Linked DNA regions of Homo sapiens: region 1 is linked to region 2. Evidence: chromatin contacts called from ENCODE Hi-C or POLR2A ChIA-PET data. All regions are on one chromosome and are shown on one strand. Each heading gives the region's core, a stretch centred on a gene start or an enhancer-like site at or near the end of the contact. The rest is flanking DNA. Distances are from core to core; before and after follow the strand shown. Region 1 overlaps PLXNA4 (plexin A4). Region 2 has its middle 190 kb from the start of PLXNA4-AS2.

Region 1 (2,700 bases), core at 91-2,590, 140 kb before region 2:
TCAGCAAGTGACATAGCTCCTCCCCTGGGAATTTCACATCTGGAAGCCTGATGTCCCAGGACACAGTGGTCATTTCTACTTCCAGCCCCTGTTGGCATTGGAGCTGGAGGCCTGGAAGCTGCGGCTCCCTTCACCAAGAAGAGAACCTGATGTTGAAGCTCCTGGCTCATGCCCTGCCCCCAACTCAGGACCTGAGGAGGGCTCCTGCTGCGCTCTGGCCCTCTGGAGTTCAGAGCTGCAGCCTCTCCATCCACCATGGGCCAGGTCTGGGTGCCCCCCAGGTCACTGCTTCCAAAGCAGCTCAGCTGACTTTGCCTCCATGACTTTTTAATTTTGACACCATTAGTTGTAGGAGAGGTGATTTCTCTACCATTTTAAAGTCTAAGAAAGAAACTGAGGCAACAGAAGGTGTGCCCCTCAGACAGTAGAATGCAGCCCTTTGCTTACTAGGACACACTGGAATCACATGGTTCAGGAGGGCTCAGCTCTGACATTTCCTGGGAGCCTCTCTTTTCATGGGGGGCAGTGGAATCCCAGTTTAAATGCTGGTCTGGGTCAGGTTGCTTCTTACCATCAAGCAATTTCCATCAAATATCTTTGGGGTCATGATCGGGGCAACCCACCCCCACCATAGTTACAGAAAACAGGGTACCATCAGACAAGAATAGACCTGAGAGGGTATCTACTTAATCCTGTTACAGATGAGGTCTCCAAGGCCCAGAGAGGGCAAGTGACCATCTCCAGATCACACAGCAAGTAAGGCACAAATTCAGAACTTGAATCCAGTTTCATAACACATCCCCTAATCAAAGGTTGAGCAAAGAACAGCAGCGAAGGGCACTTTCTACCCCAGCTTTGGTGTTATTCCTGGGAGTACAGTCTGATCAGCCTCAAAGAGGATTGTGTGGAAGGACAAATTTTTTCATTTCCTAAATCCATGAACAATTGGAAACAGCCTTGGACAAGGGATCTAACAAAGAAATCCATGAGTTTGTGATGGCAGAAGGAGGTGGGTGATAAATTGGTCTCAAAGGAGAGCAGAGAAAAAAGAAGAAAATTCAGTGTGGGAGTGACACTGGGTTGGGGTGGTGGAGCCATTTCCAACCCCATTATGCGGGGACAGGCCTTGAGCCAATGGCTGCAGCCCCCAGGAGCTGGTGGGAGGAGGACAGGGCAGACTCACAGGCAGCAGTGGAGGGGAAGCAACTGTGGGTATTCATGGCCTACTTTAGACCAATGCTCTAGGAAAATGTCAAGTGCTGCTAATAATAGTGCGTGGCCACCAGCTCTCGGAGGCTGCCAATCATGCCAGTGAGGGGGCTGCAAAGGGCATCTGGCTGGCTGAAGTGCTGGTCGTGAGGGCCGGGGCCAGGCCCAGCTTCCGCGGACTCATGCTGGCCTCTGGTTTTCTCTTGGCACCGTCATTTACCACGTGCAAAACAGGGATAGGGAAGCAATAGGAAGAGAACTTGTCCCCTTTCTACTTTACTGGGACATGGCTGAAAAGGGGTCAGCAGAGCCCTCTGGACTAGAGATGGACACAGTGTACATACCAGCTTCTTGTGTGGCATTAGGTTGTTGAGATTTGTTTGCCCAAATGGCAGAACTTTCCGGCAAAATATCTCAGATCTTGGGACAAGGGACTGGCTGGAGGAAAGAATGTCTCAGTTATATCGAGGTCTCATTTTTGCTTTAGAAGTAGAAGCTGAGGTTCACACTTTCCCAAGGTAATGGGGAAAGTCATCCATTAGCCCCGCATGGTGTGCCAGACCTTGATTGAGACACTTAACCTCCCGGCCTCCAGGAGCCTGGAGCCTGTCCTCCCTGGGCTCTGAGCTTTGTGCAGATTAACTGCCTGCTGATTACAGAGAGCTATATAAATGCTAAGTGGAGTGGAGATAGGGCGATCCTGGGGGACGGGAGCCCGTGGTCCAGGCTCCCAGCTGTCTGCAGAGGCAGAGAGGCTCCATCTGCCATGCCCACCCCTTTCCCCTACCCTGCCCCAGGCACGTTGCAGGTCATCCACAGGAGAGAGAGCCTCCAGGAACAATGGAAACTTCCCTAGAGACAGAGCGGGGCTGAGGGGGAGCACATGGGGTTAACGATTTCTCTAATAGTCATTAGATCCCAGGATTGGGGGAGAGAAAGAGAAAGAAATGCCCAGCACATGTGATCCTAATGTCTTTTTTATTTTCAATTTCTTCAAAGAGAAAATTTATGCTTGCACACATGCGCACACACACACACACACACACACACACACACACACCAGAAAACATAAGCGTTCTCATATGTATACATCCCCATACATATTAAGGGTCTGGCACAGAAACACTCAATGCATGGCTGCTATTATTTTTCTGCACAAACATAAACATAGGCAACACGAATATAGTTTTGCATAGCATCCCCAACTGCATGCACATAGACTAAAATACGCAATCACATTTGAGCGCTTAGACTATATGACAGATACTATGCTCGGAGCATGCTGTGCATGATCTTGAATCCTTATGCCAATCCAAGGAGATGTGTACTGCTTTGAATTCCCACTTTACCAATGGGGAAACTAAGACTTGGATTATCTGCTCATTTCACACAGCTGGTCACTGGCAGAACCACTTTGTGGAACTGTGTGTGTCTGTGTGTCTATGCGTGTGTGTGCACTTATGGACATACAGATAACATGGAGATGTGTGC
Region 2 (2,700 bases), core at 88-2,587:
TCATTTGGGAGAGCTGAGGAGCCAAAGACACGTTTTGTTCAATGGCTCTGATTTGCCCTTGTCCACACTTTGGCCGTGGTCTCTTCCCATGCATCTACCCAGGCCTGTGTCTCTGGTCCTGAGAGAACCTTCTGATCCTTCCACTGATCCCCAGACCAATCTGAATTCAGTGGCGAGCTCTGAATCAGCACAGAAAAATGGATGATTCTTGAGGAGGGAGAGAGGACGAGGGGGAGGCAGCCTGAGGTAGTGCTAAAATCGTGGGTCAGCCTCTGCATGGTCTGGGCTCCATGTCTAGCTCTGCCACTCACTAGGTATGTGGGACTTCACTGGCCTCAGTTCACTCATCTATAAAGAACATGAGGCCAGGCACAGTGGTTCACACCTGTAATCCTAGCACTTTGGGAAGCCAAGGCTGGCAGATCCCTTGAGGCCTGGAGTTCAAGACCAGCCTGGCCAACATAGTGAAACCCTGTATCTACTAAAAAGACCAAAAAAAATTAGCCAGGTGTAGTGGTGCAGCTATAGTCAGTCCCAGCTATTTGGGAGGATGAGGCAGGAGAATTGCTTGAACCTGGGAGGTGGAGGTTGCAGTGAGCTGAGATCACGCCACTGCACTCCAGCTTGAGTGACAGAGCAAGACTTTGTCTCAAAAACTAAAATAAAATAAAGGAGATGATACTGCTACTTAGCTCATATGACTGGTGTGAGCACAATATGAATTCCTATCCCAAAATAACAGCTAGGAGGTGAATGCCGTTCATAGTGAGTACTTGGTGAGTGGTCTGGTCCAGGACAGCCCTTGCATTCTGTCCTTGAAACTGACACCCACTGCCCTTGAAGGGGAAAAAGGAGAGCCATAGTATTCAAGGACAGCAGTAAGACCTCCATCAAGTGGCTGAAATGCTGTGTGTACAGGACCGTGCAGGGAGTGGCAACAGTTCAAACAAACCGAATTTTAAAGAAGAAACCAGAACAGGGAGTGATCGCAGGAAGACCAGAGCCAAATTTTCCCTGGGAATTGGGGGTGTCTGCATGCCATTTATTTGATGACTGTCCCTTGCCGAGGGGTCGCCTGGCTGCTCCACCGTGGGCGGCCGAGGAGGCTCCTGCTGGGCTCCACTCTGGCTGCTCTGAGGGCCCAATGCAGCCATCTCCCTGGGCTCTTTGCCAGTAACGGTTTTTCTCCTAAGAACTTTTAAGCACCTCCAAGACAGACTTTGTAACTCATATAATGGATGGGAGAGCTGAGACAGGCAGCTTCAACTTGCTCAAAGTCACAGCGTGAGTCTGCATTGGGCCTGAGGCCAGAACTTCCACTCCGCATGCTGTCCCGAGGTTCCCCCGCCAGGACCCTGCTCCCGTCTGCCTGTCTGCTTCACCGCCACCCCCAACATGCATTTCTCCAGTCTAATAAGGCTGCCCCTGCTCTTTGGCTCTGCTTACTTTAATATACACATAGATTACAGCTACATTAAAGGAGCCTGCAAATACCAAAGCAGAACTAAAGCAATTATTATAATGCAGCCTTAACAGCAGCTGTAATGAGACAGAATTAAAAATGTGCCAGCATAATCACAATTCACTGTTCCCAACGACCTTCCAGAACCGCTTTCATTTGGAAAGTAACATCCAGTCCTGAACTGTCAGATGGAAGGGAAAAATTCAATTGTGCCTCCCCGTGTGGCCAGGTCCCTGGCTACCAGTACTAGCTCTTCCATACAAAGGCATCTGTCCCCCTGGCCTGTGCTATGTGGTATTAGCCATTTGCTCAGTGGGGCACAGGGGGAAGGCTGGGTGCTCCTTTGATGGTACCAAGGCTGGCTTATTTCTCTCCTTCTTTGTCACTGGATCTGCCTGTTACACACTGGAGCGAATTCCAGTCTGATCCCCATGGTGCCTGGCTCATGGCATGCACTATGTGTTACAGACAATACCAGTTCACACTTAATATTATTTCCGCTGATCCCCACAATAACCCTGAAAGGCTGGCTCTATCATTTTCCCTATTTTATGACCAAATAAACAAAGACTTATGGAAGGTAAATAACCACTCAAAACCACACCTAGTGGGCAGAAAAGCCAGGACTCCAATCCCTGTCTTCAGACTCCAGACCACAAATTCTTATCCTGATTTTATGGAGCTGATATTCTAATAGAAGGAAAAGAGAAATCAATTTGAATTGGTCTTACATGACTTCATTTTGATGCAAGGGGCAAGGCAGGGGAGGGGAAAGTGGAGGGTGAAATGAGGGAAGGAGACAGAAAGCACAGCCTGCCTGGAGAGGCCATTCCTGCCAGTGAGTCATGGGCATCCACATAGCAGAAGCGTTTAATCATCTTTCTTTCTCTGGTTCAGAGGAGAGAACAGAAATAAGAAGGCAAAGTGCCCGGAAATGAAGGAGCCAGTGGGGGAGGATGTAGAGAAGGGAGGGGCTCCCCTCCCCGAGGATGCTCAGGAGGAAACACTCATACTCAGCGATTTTGCCCAGCCTGCCCCAAGACCAAACCAAGCCTCTGGTTCCTCCACCAAAGGCAAACCTGGCCATGCCCTTCAGAGCATGCTCAGTTCCCTCAAGAGGCAGAGATGGGGAAGTTCCCAGCACTTTATTAGCGCTTGCTTTGCCAGAATTGCCTTAACATCTCTCCATGTGAGATAGTTTCCATCTCACCCAGCTGGACCAGGAGCAGGCACAGGGA

What was found. Hi-C counts contacts between places; a loop is a spot of excess contacts on that map. ChIA-PET counts read pairs that join two places held with the same protein, here RNA polymerase II (POLR2A). Pooled maps may share reads with other maps.
Region 1: a map of heart left ventricle shows a loop between it and region 2 (10-fold over the local background). The contact joins two enhancer-like sites. A Hi-C loop is called at or near these places in 2 of 168 maps with a recorded cell type or tissue (cardiac septum and heart left ventricle) and 7 of 50 pooled maps. POLR2A ChIA-PET finds 5 or more read pairs at or near these places in 1 of 52 experiments (activated CD8-positive, alpha-beta memory T cell).

Annotation. Positions count from the first base shown.
Region 1 is chr7:132,206,007-132,208,706 of GRCh38, reverse strand. The region is part of intron 10 of PLXNA4 (plexin A4); the gene reads left to right. Among named protein-coding and RNA genes, the nearest start is that of PLXNA4-AS2, 54 kb to the left of the region's middle. Within about 2 kb of position 1,340, at least 3 of the 41 ENCODE cell types and tissues checked have a DNase peak (open chromatin) inside an H3K27ac peak, as active enhancers do; they include heart left ventricle, where a contact is called at or near this core.
Region 2 is chr7:132,065,493-132,068,192 of GRCh38, reverse strand. No RefSeq gene overlaps it. Among named protein-coding and RNA genes, the nearest start is that of PLXNA4-AS2, 190 kb to the left of the region's middle. Within about 2 kb of position 1,337, at least 16 of the 41 ENCODE cell types and tissues checked have a DNase peak (open chromatin) inside an H3K27ac peak, as active enhancers do; they include heart left ventricle, where a contact is called at or near this core.